2 separate regions of the Homo sapiens genome follow, and region 2 is linked to region 1. The links are chromatin contacts, found by Hi-C or POLR2A ChIA-PET in ENCODE. All regions are on one chromosome and are shown on one strand. The core of a region is the stretch at or near the end of the contact, and the rest is flanking DNA. Distances in the headings are between cores, read along the strand shown.

The links. Hi-C counts contacts between places; a loop is a spot of excess contacts on that map. ChIA-PET counts read pairs that join two places held with the same protein, here RNA polymerase II (POLR2A). Pooled maps may share reads with other maps.
Region 2: a loop to region 1 is called in a pooled map, with 5 times the contacts of the local background. The contact joins the promoter of TMEM184B here to the promoter of C22orf23 in region 1. A Hi-C loop is called at or near these places in 5 of 50 pooled maps. POLR2A ChIA-PET finds 5 or more read pairs at or near these places in 4 of 52 experiments (activated T-cell, activated naive CD4-positive, alpha-beta T cell and naive thymus-derived CD8-positive, alpha-beta T cell).

What each region holds. Positions count from the first base shown.
Region 1 is chr22:37,952,156-37,955,042 of GRCh38, forward strand. It overlaps C22orf23 (chromosome 22 open reading frame 23), which reads right to left and starts at 1,446. Exons shown (of 7, transcript NM_032561.5): 1 at 1,293-1,446; 2 at 892-1,003. The coding sequence starts at 994. It overlaps POLR2F (RNA polymerase II, I and III subunit F), which reads left to right and starts at 1,544. Exons shown (of 5, transcript NM_021974.5): 1 at 1,544-1,652. The coding sequence starts at 1,633. RefSeq lists a silencer at 1,710-1,779.
Region 2 is chr22:38,271,731-38,274,706 of GRCh38, forward strand. It overlaps TMEM184B (transmembrane protein 184B), which reads right to left and starts at 1,280. Exons shown (of 9, transcript NM_012264.5): 1 at 1,154-1,280. RefSeq lists an enhancer at 31-740 and a silencer at 803-1,432.

The DNA.
Region 1 (2,887 bases), core at 196-2,695:
CATGGTAGACTTAAAAATGTTGTTGTTGGAAAAAAACAAAAAAGTTGTTGAGTAAAAGAACACATGAATACTTGTTCATCATGTTTCAGGGGCTGGAGCTACAATTGTGGGCCGAAACAGGCACGGTTCCTGCCTGATGAAATTCATGATCTGGAGGGATAGATGGGACACCAAATAACTGACTACAGCTTGTGCTAAGCCCAGTGAAGGAAAATGTGTGAGGGCACATAACAGTTGATCCTACTGTGGTGGTGAGGAGCAGAAGTCTTCCTCGGGAAAGTTGAAAGTGTGATCTAAAGGATGCATAGGAGTTAACTACTCTAAAAATTTTAGTTCTTTGACTTTTGGCAAGGTGTAGCACCTTGAACCTTCCCCTCCCCCCCGCCCCGCCCCGCCCCCGAATAAGGCATATGCAGTAGAATTTTGAAGCTTTCTGAACCCCAGGCTCCTTATCTGTAAAGGAAAATAGTGCTAAGCCACAGGTCAGGTACGGGGGAACTGAGTTACAGAGGGTAACTACCACCATTCTTCTCTCATCCTTTAACTCAGGGGTCCCCAACCCTCCGTCCGTGGACTGGTACCAGTCCCTGGCCTGTTAGGAACCGGGCCGCACAGCAGGAGGTGAGCGGCAGGCTAGCGAGCCTCACCGCCTCCTTTCAGGTCAGTGACGGCCTTAGATTCTCATAGGAGCGCGAACCCTATTGTGAACTGCGCACGCGAGGGATCTAGGTTGCACGCTCCTTATGAGAATCTAACTAATACCTGATGATCTGAGGTGGAACAGTTTCATCCCGAAACCATTCCCCACACCTCCGTCAGTGGAAAAATTGTCTTCCACGAAACCGGTCCCTGGTGCCAAAAAGGCTGGGATCGCTGCTTTAACGGACTGACCTCTGAGCAGCTCGCAGGTCCCCGGGGTGTAAGTGATGGTCTTGGGGCGGCGCCGGAACCCAGTTCCTTTGGTCACTACCTCCATCTGCTTCTGTGAAGCCATGGGAGGACTCTGAGGAGGGAAAGACGCAATGACACACCCCCTGTCTCCTGTCCCTAATCTCTGTTCCCCGACGCCCAACACCCCCAGAAGTCTGGAAGCGGGGATCGAGCCAGAGAATGATGCCGCCAGTTAATATTGCGACAGTGCCCAAACCTCCCATCCAGACACACAGATACACACACACAGTCCTCATTCTGACCCAGCGCCTGTGGCAGGGAAGTCTCCTCGGGAGGGAGTGTTAACACAGCCATGGTCACAACAGTACCCACTGAGTGATATGCCAAAATTGAAATTTCACCCTAAGACCCTCTCTGGGTGCTCCCCTCTCCACATAGAAGTGGGCTCCCGGAGGCGGTGACCACTGCTTTACAGCCGCATCCGCACCGGTGCCACGCAGAAATACTGCGCGATCTGGGCTGCTGGAGCTGGCAGCTAGCGCCTCTCGCTACTATAGAAACGCGCACACACCAGTCAGCGCATGCGCACTTTCCCCGCTCTGTCCTGCCTCCCGGAAGTGATTTCCTCTGGGTTACGGCGCAGGCGCAAGATAAGCTAGGAGCCGCGCGAGTCGTAGTGTCGCTGTTTGCGGGTCTCCGCGCGGGACCGGGGCGCAGCGGGGTCGCTGAGGCGAGGGTGTCATGTCAGACAACGAGGACAAGTGAGTGCGGGAGCGGAGTGGCCTTTGCGGCAACCTTGGAAGGGGCGGATGAGGCAAGGCTTGGGTCGGCTGAGGAGCCTGGCGTCTAGGGGCAATGTCTGAGGGGACTGGGGTCCTGAGGGGGCCGGCGGAGCCGAGGAAGGGAAGGGCGGGCGACCCAGGAGCACAGCCCCGGCTGGAGGCACAGGAGGGCCCAGGCTCGAGGGTCCAGAGGGGATCCGTAGAAAAGGTGTCCTTCAGCAAATGTTCCAGCGAGCCGGGCTCTGTATCATGCAGTGGGAATATTGAGGTGAATGAACAATCGTCCCTGCCTCTCCACGTGCTCACTTTCTAGAAAAGGGGTCACAGGCCCATAAGTAAGCAAGCAAGCAGGTAACGGTGGTCGCGTGAGCTTCCCCAGTTCTAGACGTATGTAGTATAGGAGTACTCCAGAGGAGGGTCTGGGGCAGCTCCACCGGGTGGCATTAAATAAAAGTCTGGGACGGTCCTTTGCAGTAATTTTTTTTTTTTTTTGAAACAGAGTCTTGCTCTGTCGCCCAGGCTGGAGTGCAGTGGCGCGATCTCGGCTCACTGCAGCCTCCACCTCCGGGGTTCAAGGGATTCTCCTGCCTCAGCCTCCCGACTAGCTGGGATTATGGGCGTGCACCACCACGCCTTGCTAATTGCTTGTAGTTTTAGTAGAGACGGGTTTCACCATGTTGGCCAGACTGGCCTCGAACTCCTGAGCTTGTGATCCACCCGCCTCGGCCTCCCAAAGTGCTGGGATCACAGGCGTGAGCCACCGTGCCCGGCCTGCTTGTAGTAATCTAGATGAGAGAAGTCAGTAGCTTATAGTAGGGTGGTAGGAGTAGAGGTGGTGAGAACTGGTTTTGAATTCTGGATATATTACTATTTTAAAGATAGAGCCCAAAAATTACCTGTGGGATATGTGGGTGCAAAGAGAGCTAGTCTGAAGATAAAAATAAGAAACGTGTGGGATTGCTACCCCATTCCCAGTGAGTGTCAGTAGAGAAGAGGAGATGACCCGTGGCTGAGCATTAGGGCATTTGGACATTGAGTGCTTGGGGGAAAAGAGAAGCCGGGGAGGTGGGGGAACACCAAGAGGGTGAGGTGTCCTTGGAGTCAAGTGAGGAGAGCAAGTGGCCTAATGTGCCAGCTGATAGATCAGGCTAAATGAGAAGGAGAGTTGGCCATTGGATTTAGCAACGTGGAGATCATTAATGAGCTTGGAAAGT
Region 2 (2,976 bases), core at 30-2,529, 320 kb after region 1:
GGGCACACATACCTGGCTGCTGGGGCTCTCCCACCCCAGCGTCCCAGGTCCCAACTCTGATACGCACAGCACCCTAGGCAAGGTTCAGAGGTGCAGAGCCTAGGGGTTCTACCAAGGAAGCTAAATAGGTAGATGGAAAGGGACACTGTAGGCATAACCTGTCAACGAAGTCACACCTCTGAGACCTGCGCTGCCTCTGCAGGTGCAGGTGAGCTTGTTTGCCTGGCTGACTCTGCAGCGCAGGGCCTCCAGGGCACAGATTGCTGCTTCTTTCCTTACAAAAGCACCAGCAGTCAGATAAATAATACATGGCCTTCACCTCACCACAGGTATCAGGCATGCAAATACCTGCTTTGCCCCAAAATGCCCTGGAAAGGAGGGAGGAGTAAAACGTCTGGCCTTATACAACACCTCCAGAGGGGATATGTATTGGGAATCCATGCCCAACCCCCAGCATAACTGCCTTGCCTTGGCCTGGAGCCACCCAGCACTGGAGGTAAGTGGATCCAAGCGAGGTACCAAGGGTGTGCCCAGGAGGAAATGTACAATTCACGGGAAGGATACAGACACCCAAAACCAGTCTCCACGGTCCCTTTGGGGGCAAACATCTTTCGAGCCCCAGGTCCCAGTCGATCCCCTTCCAAACCTGCGGACCTGTGTGGCGGGCGTGTACACCCTCCACTCACGACGCAGCCCCGAAAGCCCCCCGCCGACCACCCTCCCAGGTCACTGCCACCCGCACAGGGCACGGACGCCTCCCCCACTCACTCGGCCGTGCCAGTCGCCAGCACACCCACCCGGGAGCACACAATCCCTCTTGCAAAGCGCCTTGGTCCATCCGCCTCCCTCTCCCGGGGCCGCCCCCCGGACAGGTCCGATTACACTCCAGGAGCTGCCCCCGCCACGTTGGCGTGGAAAGGGAGCGGGCACACCCACGGGCGACCTCGCGGGGCGGAGAGGAGGCACGGGTGGGGAGACGGATGCCCCCTCCCTCCGCGGCCGCACCGGCCTCCGTAGTGCCCTCCCCGCCCGGGAGCCGGCGGCCGAAGCCGGGCGTCCCTCGCGCGGGCCTCTCCGAAACAAGCAGCCCCCCGCGCTCGGGAGTCGCAGCTCCCCCTTGGGGCTCCCGGGCGAGGCCGGCCAGGCGGGATACCTCAGGAGCCCATGGCGGTGGCGGCGTCTGCGGACGATGCGCGGCAGCCGGACTCTGCGGGCGGGGCGGGCGGCGCCGCAGCCCCGGAGTCTCCGCCGCCGCCGGCGCGTCCCGGGCCCAGTGGAGTGCAGCCGCGGCGCGCATGCGCTCTGGGCTCGCCGCCGGGGAGGGCGGGGCGGCGGACGCGGCTGAGATCACTGCCTGGGCCTTAAAGGGGCCGCGCCCCGAACCCCAGCCCGCCGCCCCGAACCCCAGCCCGCCGCCCCGCGGGTTGGGGCGCGACCCGGGTTCTCTTGCCACTCACAAAACCAGCTACGACCGGCCCCCAACCGCGAGAGCTTTCTGGGCTGCGATCTCTGCCCCTGACCCTCGCTGGTGCTTCACTTCTTTTAACCCTAATTTCCTCCATTTGAGCCTGTTTTGAAGATGAAACGAAATACAATGGCTATTTGTTGAGTGAAGGATGCGTGTGGAATTGTGGAATGAACGTGGACCGAGTGTTGTGTGCAATTAGGCCAGATGAAATGGCAAAGCACTGAAAGAGGCCTTTTTTTCCCACTCCGCTTAGCAGCGATTCTTTCTTGCCCCGTCTGGCTCTAGGCTGCCGAACTAGCAAAAGTCTTCAGATAGGGTTCAAGCCGCCTAGTCCATTTCTGTTTGCCGGTCCAGACATCACCTAGGTTAACTGAACAAGATAAAATGCAATTAAGTTCTGGCATTGATGTGCTCAAGATCCCCAAATGTATTTATGTCTCCAGACTCCTCGCCTGAACTGTCTACCCAACACCTCTTCCTTGGAGCTCCAGCAGGCATCTCAAAGTCAGCGTGTCTGAGCTGAGCCAACCCCACTTCCACACACAAAAACCTGCTCCCTCTCAGCTTTGCCTCCATCAGCTGTTGACAATTCCATCCTTCCAGTCCCCAGGCCAGAACTCGGAGTCAGCTGTGAATGAATGCCCCCCTTCTGCCCGCTACCCAATAAGGCAGGCAGGAGATCCTGTTGGCTCTACCTGCAAAATAGATCTAGACTCAGATGTCTGCCACTCCTCCTCCAGTGCTACCACCCTGGTCCAGTATTTGCACAGGATTATTGCAGAGTTCTGCTAACCCCTCTCCCTTGTTCCAGCCTTGCCCTCTGATCCATTCTATCAATTCAGGGGTGAGGGAGATCCTTTTTTTTTTTTCTCTTTTTTCTTTTTGAGACAAAGTCTCGCTCTTTGTCTCAAAGTTGCCCAGGCTGGAGTGCAGTGGCGCGATCTCGGCTCACTGCAAGCTCCGCCTCCCGGGTTCACGCCATTCTCCTGCCTCAGCCTCCCGAGTAGCTGGGACTACAGGCGCCCGCCACCATGCCCAGCTAATTTTTTGTATTTTTAGTAGAGACGGGGTTTCACCGCGTTAGCCAGGATGGTCTTGATCTCCTGACCTTGTGATCCGCCTGCCTCGGCCTCCCAAAGTGCTGGGATTACAGGCGTGAGCCACCACGCCCAGCCAAGATTCTTTTAAAATCTGCCGGGCACGGTGGCTCACGCCTGTAATCCCAGCACTTTGTGAGGTCGGGTGGCTCATTTAAGGCCAGGAGTTACAGACCAGCCTGGCCAATATGGTGAAACCTTGTCTCTGCTAAAAATACAAAAATTAGCTGGGTGTGGTGGTACATGCCTGTAGTCCCAGCTACTCTGGAGGCATGAGAATTGCTTGAACCCGGGAGGCGGAGGTTGGGTTGTGGTGAGCCAAGATCGTGCCAATGCACACCAACCTGGGTGACAAAATGAGAATCTGTCTCAAAAAATAAAATAAAATCGAAGTCAAAACATGGTACTTTT